2 separate regions of the Homo sapiens genome follow, and region 1 is linked to region 2. A link is a contact called in ENCODE Hi-C or POLR2A ChIA-PET data. All regions are on one chromosome and are shown on one strand. Each heading gives the region's core, a stretch centred on a gene start or an enhancer-like site at or near the end of the contact. The rest is flanking DNA. Distances are from core to core; before and after follow the strand shown. Region 1 overlaps ARHGAP31 (Rho GTPase activating protein 31). Region 2 holds the start of CFAP91 (cilia and flagella associated protein 91).

Region 1 (6,958 bases), core at 2,284-4,783, 350 kb after region 2:
GACAATATCTGTTAAAATTATAAGTGCACATAGCTTTTGACCCAGTCATTCTTCTTCTAGAAATTTATCCCACAGATATTCTTGTACATGTGACATGTAAGGTATGTGCAAGGCTATTCATTACAACAGTTTTCATAATTGCACAAGATTGTCATCAACAGCAGGTTGCTAACATAAATAATGGAAGATTCACATAGTGGAATACTATGTGGTCACTAAAAAGAATGAGAAAACTTTTATGTACAGACATAGAGTGGTCTCAGATATATTGTTAGGCAGACCAGAATAATGGTATGCTAGCATCTGGTTGTTTTTTCTTTTTTTTTCTTTTTTTTTTTGAGACAGAGTCTTACTCTGTCACCCAGGCTGGGGTGCAGTAGCACAATCTCAGCTCACTGCAACCTCTGCCTCCTGGGTTCAAGTGATTCTCCTGCCTTAGCCTCCTGAGTAGCTGGGATTACAGGTGTGTGCCACCACACCTGGCTAATTTTTGTATTTTTAGTGGAGACTGGGTTTCACTATGTTGGCCAGGCTGGTCTTGAACTCCCGACCTCAGGTGATCTACCTGCCTCGGCCTCCCAAAGTGCTGGGATTATAGGTGTGAGCCACCGTGCCCAGCCATGGTTTTTTTTGTTGTTGTTGTTAAGAGAGAATGAAAGATTAAATATGCACATCTATTTATATATGCATTCAATATCTATGGAAGAATACATAAGAAAGCAATAATTTTAGTTGTCTACAGGAAAGAAACTGGAAGCTGGGGCTAGCCCTTTGAGTAAGAGAGAGACTTCTCACTGTATATTCTTTTGTACTTTTGAATTTTGAACTATAGGAATATATTACCTTTTCTGAAGAAAATTGTCGAATAAATTTAATCCTGCAGATATTTACTGCAAGCCTACTCTGTGTCTAGCACCAAGTGTGAGGTGTTGCTTGTTTCTGATTCATCTCCATTACTAAGTTGTGAGCTCCTTGGGGACAATGAGGACAGTCCCGTGTCTTATTCATCTAGAATAGCCTTGAAAACAGAAGTACTCTCTATTCACAATAGCAAAGACTTGGAACCAATCCAAATGTCCATCAGTGATAGACTGGATTAAGAAAATGTGGCACATATACACCATGGAATACTATGCAGCCATAAAAAAGGATGAGTTCATGTCCTTTGTAGGGACATGGATGAAGCTGGAAACCATCATTCTGAGCAAACTATCGCAAAGACAGAAAACCAAACACCACATGTTCTCATTCATAGGTCGGAATTGAACAATGAGAACACTTGGACACAGGGTGGGGAACATCACACACCGGGGCCTGTCGTGAGATGGGGGGATAGGGGAGGGATAGCATTAGAGATATACCTAATGCAAATGACGAGTTAATGAGTGCAGCACACCAACATGGCACATGTATACCTATGTAACAAACCTGCACGTTGTGCACATGTACCCTAAAACTTAAAGTATAATAAAAAAAAAGAAATTAAAAAAAAAAAAAAGAAAACAGAAGCACTCAAAATGTTTTCCTGAACAGGAGCTTGGTCATTTTTCTCCAGATGGATTTTCTGGGCTCCTTTGCTATCTGGATTCCTCAAAGAAAATAGTTACTAAGTGTCAAGCATGGCTTTAGGTGGGTTTTTATTTGTTTGTTTGTTTTATAGCATTCTCCATTCTATAACTGTAGACAACCCATGAAACAGACAAAATGATCTCCATTTTGAAAATAGGAAAGTTGATTCTCAGAGAGAATAGATAAATTGCCCAATGGCCTGGAGCTAGGAAGTGCCAGAGTTGGGATCCAAACCCAGGTGTGTGTGCTGCCAAAGCCCATGCTTTTTCTGTGATACCACAAGTGATGAAGAATAGAAAAAGCCCCAAGCTACACCTACCATGGTTCAAACACTCCCCAACAGGAAGGCAGGTCCTATAGTGGCAACTTTGGAGGTGTGATTTGAGGAGAGTGGATTGGCTCCTTGCCGTTGACTGCCAAAATGCCTGAAATCCTACCACTACAGGTCTGATCTTTAAGTGTTCAACAGCTCATGGTTAATATCTATTTTTAAGTTCCTTTTGAAAAAAAAATAGCAAAAAAGTTTGAAAAATTAAAATTATATATAAATATAGAGTACAGAATGTCTCTTTAAAAACTACCTCTTCCCCAGTATATTAAATAATAAAAAATGACACACAATGGCAGGTGGATCACCTGAGGTCAGGAGTTCAAGACCAGCCTGACCAACATGGTGAAACTCCATCTCTGCTAAAAAATACAAAAAAAAAAAAAAAAAAAATTAGCCCGGCATGGTGGCGGGTGCCTGTAATACCAGCTACTCGGGAGGCTGAGGCAGGAGAATCACTTGAACCCAGGAGGCAGGCGGAGGTTGCAGTGAGCTGAGATGGCACCACTGCACTTTAGCCTGGGCAACAAGGGCGAAACTCTGCCTCACACACACACATAAAAACCACACACACACACACACACACACACACACAAACCACACACACACACTGAAATGTTAATAGTAGTTACTGCTAAGTGGTAGAAAATCAATGATTTTTGCTTTTCTCTATTTTTAATTTTGCTTTTCTAAATTTTCTGTGAAGGGGATATAGTAAAAGCATTTTTTTTAAAAGAAAGAAATGGGATTTTACAAAACAAGTTTCATTTAGGAAGATGGAGGGGCTTCTGAAATCAGTGACCCAAGTTCTAAATGTTTGCTGAAGTCCTTTCCAGTGACCCTGTTGAGGTTATTACCCCTTGTGAAGCAGAAATATTTGCCCAACCTGCTGGCCTGGGATGGCTGAGGACTAGCTCTGCTATCCTGCTGAGCAAGGCAGCCTGGAGCCCGGTTCCCCGGGTGGGGGTCCCTGCCCTCCTCATTTTTAGGCTCTCAGATGCCAAGCCAAACCAGCACTTTCCTGCAGAGGTGTCCAGGTCCTCCTCTGGTCCACTCTGTGACTTATCCCTGCCGGGGCCCTCAGGTCTCTGCTGTCAATGCTGTCTCTTTCCCAATGACAGCGATTCTCCTTCTACCAAAGCAGATGCACTGAGGGCCCATCTAGAGGAACAAAAGGTAATAAGATCTTTGCCTTCAAGAAGCCAAGAAGGGAATGGGTAATTATTGTGAAACTAGTATGCAGTGGTCCCTGAGCTACACACTTTTTTTTTTTTTTTTTTTTTTGAGATGGAGTCTTGCTCTGTCACCCAGGCTGGAGTGCAGTGGTGCAATCTTGGCTCACTGCAACCTCCGTCCTTCCAGGTTTAAGCAATTCTCTGCCTCAGCCTCTGGAGCAGCTGGGATTACAGGCCCATACCACCATGTATTTTTAGTAGAGACAGGGTTTCACCATCTTGGCCAGGCTGGTCTTGAACTCCTGATCTCGTGATCCACCCGCCTTGGCCTCCCAAAGTGCTGGGCTTACAGGCGTGAGCCACCGTGCCCAGCCTAGCTATACACTTCTTATCCATTATTTGTACCCAGTGCAATCCTCACAGTCACCTTATGAGGGAGGTATTTATCTCTGTTTTGTAAATGAAGAAACTGAAGCTCAGAGGTATTACGTCACTTGGCCAGTATGAACATATCAAACAAAATATGCTAAGGGCCCTAGACAGGCACAAAAATTGTAACAAAAGTTCTTTTAAAAAGATTACAGCTGGTGGGGAAGTCAGGCAGAGCTTTTAGATGTTGAACAAGAACAGGAAATTGTGTGCGTTTTTAGAGAGCCAGCTGTCTTGAGAGGGACCACGTTGGGGAGTGCTGAGACAGGACCCTCATGCTCAGGGGCTCACAGTGTTGTGAGCTAAGTGGATAAACAACCAGTCAAGGTGCTGCAATAAGAACTCTGACACTGGTGCAGAGGAATGATTTGATATGATGTGAGATGCTATCATATGATGTAATTGACGTGACGCAATATACATTACAATACATGCAGACCGCTCATCTAAGTGCCTAGCATATAATAAGTACTTAGTAAATGTCATACACTTTCTTTTGGGGCAGGAAACAGAGAATAGTATAAACAAGGTGAAAGGCAAGAAATAATGTGGTGAATTCCAGGAATGCTGACTAGACCAGTCCAGTGGAAGAGAAACATTAGGGAACTTGGGGGCATTTTTACTGACTGTCTGGGAAGATTGCATTCTATCTTGATCTCTACTTCCAGATAAATCTTTCTAAAACACTACCTTGATGATAAAGCTCCCCTACACCAAAACAATCAATAGCTTCCCATTGCCTGTAGAATAATGTCCAATACTGGCAGCTTTGGGACTAGACCTTCAGCTTCCTCATCAGGGCCAACCCTGAAGTTCTTCCCTTCAAAGAAATAGGCTTTTGTGTGTGTGTGTGTGTGGGAAGAGGGAGGGGAGGTAATCTAGAAGAAAAGACTTGCCACAAAAAGAAAAAAATAAGGAGTCCCTTTAGGGTCAGAAGGGACAACCTCTCGTGGTTCGTCAACGAAAGGGGAAGTGAGAGGACTCACTCTTCTCTAGCTGTTGCCTGAAATTTCTTTAGGAAAGGTAAGAGCCTATCTGACTCACACATAAAAGACTGGTTGAGAGTGATGAAAGTGTCTGGGTCCACAAGTCATCAGTAGCGAATGAGCCAGTGGGGAGAGCTTAAGAGGGACTCCCACAGGGTGCCTCTGGGTGTGTGTGTTTGGGGTGGGAGTGGTTGTGGCTGAGGAAGGGTGGTGCTGAGTAGAGAAAAAGATTCAAATGCTGTGAACATAGAAAACAAACCTGCAAGACATCCCCATGTGACCTTGGTCTTAGAGCTGGCCCTATTCATCTTGTACATAGAAACTGTACAGAAGGGTTTTGTCCCATTGATGAAGCTGCTGTGCTTTGTGTAATTGATAAAGGCTTATGTGGTTCATCCTTTCTACTGTCTGTGGAGAAAGCTTTGTTATTAGGAGATTTGTAGGGGGAGACATCACTCACTCCATGGGGCTGCTGATGGAGGACAGAAAGATCTCAGTCAATCCCCAGCACATTCCTAGGCAACAACAACTCATTTAAAATCATTTAAATCCTCAGTTTAACTGCATAAAGCACACATCAGTGGAATCACCTGATCAAAGTTTTATTTACTGGATGAGCAGCTTTCTTGCCACCTGCTCCTTGGGATACCACTGGTGGAGGCTCTTAAGTGCTAATGGATACAGAGAACGGCCGCATGTGCCTGAGAGTGAGCCCCAGGGGAGAAGGTCGTGAACTGAGCAGATTAATGAGAGAGAAGCAAACTTGTTTCTTGAACTGTATGCTTCACTAACACTGATCATCTTAAGAATGAGGACAATGTAAATTTTTTTCTACTCTGAGTGTGTCCAGGCCACCTCTCTTTTTTTTTCTTGCATACCTCATGGGTGCTTATGGGGATGAATTAACCATCATTATTTCATTTAATTCTTAAAACTCTGAGATGTAGGCATTACTACTCCTATTTTCAGATGGGAAGCTAACATTCTGTATGGTTAGACAACTTGTCCAAGCTCAAACAGCTAGTGGCAAACTGGGGTGCAGTTATAAGTCTGTTTGAATCCAAAATTCATGCACTTTCCAGTACATTTTATAAGCATAACCTCCACACTAGGGAAACCAAGTCACAGACCAAGAATGAGGAAGACCAGAAAGCAGCAGAAGGTAGAGACTGACTTCACAACTAAGTGCAACTTGATGAGAGAGAACGACTTAGATAACAAATTAAGAAACATGGATTCTTGCCCTAATCTACACGTATGAGATTCTTGACCTTTTAGGAGAGTAACTTTCCTCTTCTTTGAATTCCCCTAGGTATCTTCCAGGCAGTAGGTGCTGGGGTACCCAACAGTTACAGCAACATGAACCAGTTGTATGTCCTCCAGCAAATCAGCCACTGCCAGCCTCAGACTTTCATCTGTGCTAGAAACAAGTTCTGGATCCAAATGATTTCTGGATCCTTGTGTTTCTTCCAGGTCTAACCTCCTTCTAGGATCTGTCAGCTTCTTGGATGACACTGGGAGGAGAGGCTGGGCTGGAAATTAAGAAGGCAGATTCGGTTTCTATCTGCCAGTGTTCAGGTCCTGACTCCTACCAGCTCTGGTTTACAGCTAGGTCTTTCAGGACAAAACATTAGGGTAATTTTTTGTTTGTTTGTTTTGTTTTTGTTTCTCATTTGTACTGTTAATGGTTCCCCAGCTCACTCCACCCATATAAACGGAAATTTCTGTTAAATAAAATATAAACTTCAATCTCAAGAGGTTTATACATATCTCCTTTGCTATGGCTAGACTCCCCTTAACCCCAAGGCTATTTTTATTTTTACGGGGGCTGGAATCCTCCAGGGACTTAGCTCTAAAAGACGCCTAGTTCATCTGAAGGTCCTCTCTGCACTGATCTCACCATGCCCTAAGAGTGAGAAATCCCTTTTGCTTATTGTACCCTCTGGTTTCCCAGGCTGTAGAGCTTCCTAATGGTTTCCAGACCTACGGCACTATGGGGGCTTCTCGTTTTTGTATTTTTCTAAAATCAATTTTACTGACGGGAGATGGGGAACATTTATAAAAAATGACGTCATCTTGGGCCAGCTACGACTATGTGAAGAACAGCCAGGTAAAGCTTATCAGTTCCTCGCTGTGCCCCAGCCCCCACACCAGCATCCTTTCATTTCCTGCCCAATATTCCCGAGCCACAGGCAGCCATTGTTTCCAGAACCGCTTTGCTTGGAAGCCTTGGTACTGAGGCCTCCCAGCGCTTCCTGTTGTTACCAGGCCTCTCTTTCCTGCTGAAAACAACGGCACTTCCCTGCAGTTTGTAACCCTTTTCAGGCAATTCATTTCTTCCATGAGCTTGTTCAGTGTTTGCAAATGCAGAGTGCTCATTACATTTATTTTAGTTAACAGTTTTCTTATTCTACAAGTAGTGCAAGTTAAAAATAAAGATGAGCAAAAGAAAAAAAATCACCAAATCTCAT
Region 2 (7,520 bases), core at 1,412-3,911:
TTGTTATTTTTAAAAAAGAAGAAATCGGGTAAGGAAGATTGGGTTGCAATTTTAACTAGGGTGGTCGGGGCAGGCCCTTGAGAAGGTGGCATGTAAGGAGACTTGAAGGTGAGGGAGTTAGCTAGTTAGATATCTGAAGAACATTCTAGGATGGGAGCATGCCTGATACATCTGAAGAACAGCAAAGTCCCTAGGATGGGAACATGCCTGATACGTCTGAAGAATAGCAAAGAAACCAGGACAAATGAGGCAGAATGAAGGAGGGGAAAGAGAGTAGATAAGAGGCCAGAGAAGTAACTAGGGAACTAATCACATAGGGCTTCATAAGGAAGGGTAAAAGAACCTGGAAAGGTGTTCATCTTTGCACCACCACAGTTCTGTCAAGGTGGAAACCTGGCCCAAGGCCAGTCAATTCATTGGCCAGCCAACAACCAATCTTAAATTTCTAACTTAAATTTTCAGCTACAATACACAAAGACGCTATACAATTGGTGGTGAGCTTTAGGGCTAATTAGTCAAGAAGCACGCCACCCTAGTCCCTATCATAGTAAGAGAAATCCATACACAAGAGGCTTTCTGTCAGATGGAAGGAAGCAAGCATAGAGATGTGTTGCTTAATGATGGGGATACGTTCTTAGAAACGGGTTATGAGGTGAGCTTATCGTTGTGTAAATATCAGAGGGTACTTAACATAAACCTAGCTGGTATAGCCTACTCCACACCTAGGCTATATAGTATAGCCTATTGCTCCTAGGCTACAAACCCATACAGCATGTTATTGTACTGAATACTGTAGACAGTTGTAACACAATGGTATTTGTATATCTAAACACAGAAAAAGTGATGCATTGGGCTACAATGTTATGACAGCTACAATGTCACGAAGTAATTGGAGTTTTTCAACTTCATTATAATCTTATGGGACCATCCTTATACATGTAGTCCACTGTTGACCGAAATATCATTACTTGGGGCTTGATTATACATAGAAAGAAGGCTAGAGTTGCCAGATAAAATACAGGATGCCCAGTTAAATTTAAATTCAGATACACAATGAATAATTTTTTAGTATAAATGTGTTCCAAAATATTGCACAGGACAAAAATTTATACTAAAATATTATTCATTATCTGAAATTCAAGCTTAACGGTGCCTCTTGTATTTTTATTTGCTAAATGTGGCAACCCTAACAAGGTGAAAGGTCATAAGGTCAAAGAAAGAAAGCAGGAGAGCACAGCATCTTAGTTCTGATTTTCCCCATCCAGGTTCTCATCCGCCCTGGCTATACTTCGCTTCCTGTCCATGACTAGCGGCGAGATTGTTTTATAACAATCCAAACTTTTATTTGATCTACTCTGAGTGAATTTCTGTTCTTAGCAAGGGACATGGAAACATTTAGCAATTCCTCTGCAAAAGAGACACTTCGGCATCAAAGAAACAACCAGCTTAATAAATACTTTGGGGAGATGTTTGTCCTCCTTCTCAAATTACCCGTGAAAAAAAAACATGGTGATGTGTTTACAGGAGCTAACTTGATTTATTTCACAAAACCAAGAGTAAATACAGAAAAACACTGGCCAGAATATGTCAGCAATCATTACACAGCCTCTATCTAGGAATGTGTACCCTAGATTCCCACACAAAGGAGACTGGGATTCCCAGAGGCAACACCACATTGCTGAAAGCAATGCAAGGTTCAGGTGAAAAACCTGGGATTGCAGAGGGCAAAATTGGAAAAAATCATGCTTATAGCTGGTTACAGTTCTTGCCACGGCAAATTCAATAAACATTTATTTATTGAAGCGCCTAGTATATGTATCAGCACTAGAATAGGTGCTCAGAAGGCTACAAAAATGTGTAGAACAGGAACTTAAGGAACTCAAGGAGCGTGGAGAGAGAGAAAACATAAAATGGACAACCAAGCCGTTAAAATAAACTGGGGTTTTATTGGCCCAAGAGGAGCCAGCGGACCCAGTCTATAAGCAATGCTTTGACGCAGAAGTTAAAAAAAACAAACAACAACAACAACAAAAAACCTAAAAACAAGCATGGGATAAACTGGCACTTCTTTTCGCCCAACTTGGATTTGCCCAGAGAGTTGGAGAGAAAAGATCATTTTTGTAGGGCATTTTATGCAGGAACGTTGAGTGAATCTCCGAGTGTACAAATCGTTGCACACTTTCTGGGTACCAAAACGCCCGGAACAGGTTTCAGGAAAATCGCCCCCCGAAGCGGAGCGCACCCGCGCCTTTCGATGTACCCGAACCCCCGACCCCAACCTGAGTGCGGCCACCTGGAGGGCTCGGAGCTGCCCCCACCCGACCAAGGACAACCGTGGGCAAGAGGTCAGTCCAGAGGGTCGTGTTTCGTTCGCCATGCCCCTGGCCAGGTCCCACCATCTGGGAGCCCACCTGGCCTAGGAGGCGACGGACGCGGAGGAAGGTCTGCGGCGGTCCTTACCGTACAGAAAATCATACGCTCGATTGGAGGAGATGTGGCTCCCAGCCCGCGACCTCTCCCGGTACCGAGTTTGAGACACCTGCGGCTGGGCCTGGGGCTCCTCGATGGTTACTGCGTGGCTCATGGTGCCGCCTCTTTCCTCCCGCCAGCAAGGGACCAGCGGGTCAGGCCTGGCTACTGCGTGCACGTCGCTATGGTAACGGCCGCCGGCGCGCAGGGATAGGGGGCGGGGCAAGGAGGAGGGAGGAGGCCGCGGGGCGGGGCCGAAGAGGAGTGGAGAGAAGTGAAAGCAGGAGTGGCCAGGCCAGGGTCAGGAGGAGAGTGGAGGGGAAGATGAGAAGAGAGGGGAGGGGCAGGATGGGGGAGGAAAAGGCTGGCTTCCCTCTATACTCCAGAGCCAGCGGGGAGGCTGGGAGAAAGCTACTCTTAAGTCATTGATTTGCCAGTTACACCTCGTAGCCTCTCGGAAATCCCTGGGAGATCTCAGAACCTTCTAGAATAATTGGGTGCCTCCCCGCCCCTCCCCCCAGCCCTTTTCCAGGGGGCTTGTCCCGAGAGCTGCGGAATCCAGTCAGGTTCCTAAATGTTGCTCCTTAGCACGCTGTGAACTTTGCCCCACACTCATTAGCATCAGTGTTTAGGATGGGTTAGGACATCAGTAACTGTTGATCTGAGACTGCTGACCCTTTCTGAGTCCTGGGCATTAAATAACAGAAGATGATGTGGGGTAGGCACTGGCTCTGCTTTTGAAAACTATTTATAATGGAAAATTTTAAACATAAGCAAAAGTGATTCTACTTTTAATAACAAACCCTCAAGTAACCCATCCCTCAGAATCAACATTTAGCAACATTTTGCCAATCAAGTTTCAGTTTCCTTCCCCTCTTTTTTAAAGAAATCCTAGACATAATATTATTTTACCCTTAAATTAGTCTGCATCTCAAACTGACATAGATTTTAAAAATTTAACTACCGTTATCATATCTAACAAAATTAACAATAATTCCTTAGTACTATAAATAATTCCAATTTTCCTGTTTGAGTCCAAATTATCTTTTATAGTTGGTTTGTTCCAGTCAAGATCCAAAAAAAGTCCTCATGTTGCATTTTGGTATGTCTCTTAAGTCTTTTATCCTAGAGCAGTGAATTTCTAATCCTTTCAATAATTCTCTATTATTACCAGAGGTTCTTCTATAAAAGGAATCTTTTCATACCAACTCATTGGTTATCCTGAGATAACCAGGATAATCTCATAGAGGAAAGACTGGGTAAATGCTGGATTTGTTCTTTTTAATTATGAAATTTCAGAGACATGAGTTGGTGCCCTACCAAACTCCAGAGTTAACCACAAAGTTTTTGTTTGTTTGATATCATTATGAATGCATGCATTTTTTACAGATCTGATGTTTTAATCCGTTATGATCATTATTATTTATTACACTCAGATTATTAAAGCTAATGGCATGCCTTAGAGTTGGCTTCTTTGTCCTTTAATGTTGAGACGAGAAGTCTTCTTCCGATCAAAGGTTTTTCTCGATCGAAGGGTTCATGGTCTCACAGGCTTCAAGGAATGAAGCCGTGGACCACAGTGGCAAGTGTTACAGCTTCACTAGAGAAATGCGTGGACCCAAAGACTGTGCGGTGGCAAGATTTATTAAAGCCAAAGCAAAAGTAAAGGGAAAGCGAAAGTAAAGCTTCCACGTGGTGGAAGGGAACCTGGAAGGGTTGCCATTTCTGGTTTGGGTATCTTATGTTTATATCCCCTTATGACTCCTCCCCTTTTCCTTTTTCTGTCCCATAGGATTAGGTTATTTTCTATCCACTTGTGGGTTTGTAGCCGGACGAGCCACAGACAAGAACCGCTCAGACACCGAGTTATGGAAGGAAAGGGCTTTATTCAGCTGGGAGCATTGGCGGACTCACATCTTCGAAAACCGAGCTCCCGGAGTGAGCAATTCCTGTCCCTTTTAAGGGCATACAACTCTAAGAGGGTCTGCGTGAGTGGGTCGTGATCGATTGAGCAAGTAGTGGGTATGTGACTGGGAGCTGCATGCACTGGTAATCGGAACAGAACAGAATAGGACAGGGATTTTCACAATGCTTTTCCATACAATGTCTGGAATCTATAGATAACATATCGGTTAGGTCAGGGGTCAATCTGTAACTACCAGGCCCAGAGCACAGTGCTGGGCTGTCTGCCTGTGGATTTCATTTCTGCCTTTTTGTTTTAAATTCTTCTTTCTTTGGAGGCAGAAATTGGGCATAACACAATATGAGGGGTGGTCTCCTCTCTTAGGTTGGTGGGCCTGATTGGTTAAAAACATCAGGCTGCAGCTAGAGCTTAAACTCTCTATATGATTGGCTGAAGTTTCAATCCCTTAATTTGCAGCTGGGACTCACTTTGGCTTAGGGGAAAGTCCCCTTTGATTGGTTGAAGTTTCAATCCCTTAGCTTGCAGCTATGACTCATTTTGGCTTAGGGGAAAGTCCCCTTAGGGAAGTCCCTATTGAACCAGGAAGTCCAGCCAACTTAGCCACTTAGTCCCTCAATGTGATCCACAGACACTTCCTGAATACGCTTCCTGGCCTACTACTCTTTCTGCATATACTCCTGGTTTTAACTTATTGTCTCTACTCCTAAACTTCTTGGGGTTTTTGAAAACCAGCCATGTCCTAGGTCTGTCTGTGTACTTTCTTGTAAAATCCAGTTTTAGCAAAGAACCGTGCTATGTCAGTTTGGTAAGAATCCCCCATCCTAGATATCTGACTGGGGTCCTCATCCTTCGCTTTCGCTTTTCACCCCCAGGTGAAGTCTGATTACCCTGGCTGTCTTCAGCAAGAATCCTTTGAGATGAGTTTAACCAGAATTCTCTTTACCTCTGATATTTCCTCTTAGTAATTTTTCATCCACTGACCCTCAGCCTGCTCTTTGCTATAAATTTCTACTTGCTTATGCTATATTCGGAGTTGAACCCAATCCCTCCCCCAACTACAAGACCCTGTTGCAGTAATTCCTATATCTATTGCAATGGTCTTGAACGCACTCTGCCTGTCCATGCCTTAATAAGATCATTGAATAATTTTTTCTTTAACACCCCTCAACTAATTTAGGTACATTTCAACACTCACCTCTAACTTTGCCACTTCTATGCAGTTTCCTCATATCTTTCAAATACAGTGAGATATCATCCTTCCAATGCTGTAGTAGCACCAATAGCATTGACCACCTTGTATTAGTAATCAGTAATTGTTCACAACTCTGCTTCCCACAACTTTGAGTTCACTGAGGGCACAGCCCTTCACCTGGTCATTTTTGTATCTCTGAGGTATCTGGTACATGAAATCTTAATGAAATGATTACTAAATCCATCCCTTTGTTAAATAAATTTACTGAATGTCTACTATATAATAGGTGTTAAAGATTTTGAGATAATTTGTACAGCTCACTGGATGATAGAGAAAGCTGACACAGAAGCAAAGTACAATATAATAATGGTATAGTACTTTTCTGTCTGGGGTACAGCTACGTTCTCAGAGCCGCCCACTTTTCGTTTCTTCTTCTCAATGTTCCTCACTCCCACCTCCTTATCTTCTCACAGCTAGCTCCTCAACATATGACATCACCTAAAATGTTCTCTCTATACCGGAAAGGGGTCTGCATCCAGACCCCAAGAGAATGTTCTTGGATCTCACGCAAGACAGAATTCAGGGCGAGTCCATAAAGTGAAAACAAGTTTATTAAGAATGTAAAGGAATAAAACAATGGCTATTCCACAGACAGAGCACCCCCGAGGGCTCTGATTATTTCTTGATGATATGCTAAACAAGGTGTGGATTATCCATGCCTTCCCTTTTAGACCATACAGGGTAACTTCCTGACATGCCATGGCATTTGTAAACTGTCATGCTACTGTGGGAGTGTAACAGTGAGCAAAACCAGAGGTCACTCTCATGGCCATCTTGGTTTTGGTGGGTTTTAGCCAGCTTCTTTGCTGCAATCTGTTTTATCAGCAAGGTCTTTATGACCTGTATCTTGTGCTGACCTCCTGTCTCATACTGTGACTTAGAATGCCTAACCATCTGGAAATGTAGCCCAGTAGGTCTCAGCCTTATTTTACCTAGCCCCTACTCAAAATGGAGTTGCCCAGGTTTAAACGCCTCTGGCAATCTCATCAGAAAGACTTTTCCTCAGCCAGCCATGGTGACTTACGCCTGTAATCCCAGCACTTTGGGAGGCTGAGGCAGGCAGATCACCTGAGGCCAGGAGTTCAAGACCAGCCTGACCAACATGGTGAAACCCCGTCTCTACTAAAAATACAAAAAAATTAGCCAGGCGTGGTGGTAGGCGCCTGTAATCCCAGCTACTCAGGAGGCTGAGGCAGGAGAATTGCTTGAACCTGGGAGGCGGAGGTTGCAGTGAGCTGAGATGGCACCACTGCACTCTAGCCTGGGCAACAAGAGCAAGACTCTGTCTCAAAAAAAAAAGAAAGAAAAGAAGAAGAAGAAAGACTTCTTTTCCTCATTCTATCAGATAAACTATCTAAGGTAGTCAACAGCCAGCAGCCTCCATAAACACATCCGAAGACACTATTACCTTGATTTTTTTTATAGCACTGAAATGTTACTGATTTGCTTATTTATTATATCTCCTCCCACTAGAATGTAAGCTCTGTGAGACCAGAGACCTCAAATGTCCTGTTCACCCTGAATTCATCCATATCTCTTAGGCCAGTAAAACCACCTTTGCAAAAGATTATAACTGAGAAAATTATGACAGTGAGAAAAATCTGACATGGCTGAGTCCATCTTGACTCTAGCCTCACAGGTTGGCTGTCTTTGCTCATTCTGGGACATGAGCCAAGCTAACTTTGGGAGAAATTTAGAGTATACTTTTGTTTGTTTGTTTTTTGTTTTTGTTTTGAGATGGAGTCTTGCTCTGTTGCCCAGGCTGGAGTGCAGTGGCACAATCTTGGCTCACTGCAACCTCCACCTCCCAGATTCAAGTGATTCTCCTGCCTCAGCATCCTGAGTAGCTGGGATTACAGGTGCCCACCACCACAC

Evidence for each region. A loop is a pair of places that touch in the nucleus more often than their neighbours do. ChIA-PET counts read pairs that join two places held with the same protein, here RNA polymerase II (POLR2A). Pooled maps may share reads with other maps.
Region 1: a loop to region 2 is called in a map with no recorded cell type, with 6 times the contacts of the local background. The contact joins the enhancer-like site here to the promoter of CFAP91 in region 2. A Hi-C loop is called at or near these places in 2 of 37 single-sample maps with no recorded cell type and 6 of 50 pooled maps. POLR2A ChIA-PET finds 5 or more read pairs at or near these places in 2 of 52 experiments (both activated T-cell).

Annotation. Positions count from the first base shown.
Region 1 is chr3:119,350,011-119,356,968 of GRCh38, reverse strand. The region is part of intron 1 of ARHGAP31 (Rho GTPase activating protein 31); the gene reads right to left. Among named protein-coding and RNA genes, the nearest start is that of ARHGAP31-AS1, 31 kb to the right of the region's middle. RefSeq lists enhancers at 4,857-4,906, 4,704-5,401, 6,923-6,958. Within about 2 kb of position 3,533, at least 8 of the 41 ENCODE cell types and tissues checked have a DNase peak (open chromatin) inside an H3K27ac peak, as active enhancers do.
Region 2 is chr3:119,698,163-119,705,682 of GRCh38, reverse strand. CFAP91 (cilia and flagella associated protein 91) reads right to left here and starts at 2,661. Exons shown (of 18, transcript NM_033364.4): 1 at 2,461-2,661. The coding sequence starts at 2,584. LOC105374064 (a long non-coding RNA gene) reads left to right here and starts at 2,640. Exons shown (of 3, transcript XR_924391.4): 1 at 2,640-3,187; 2 at 4,262-4,491; 3 at 5,266-5,815. RefSeq lists enhancers at 2,343-2,402, 2,453-2,502, 2,496-3,175, 3,842-5,041, 4,761-5,160 and a silencer at 2,613-2,782.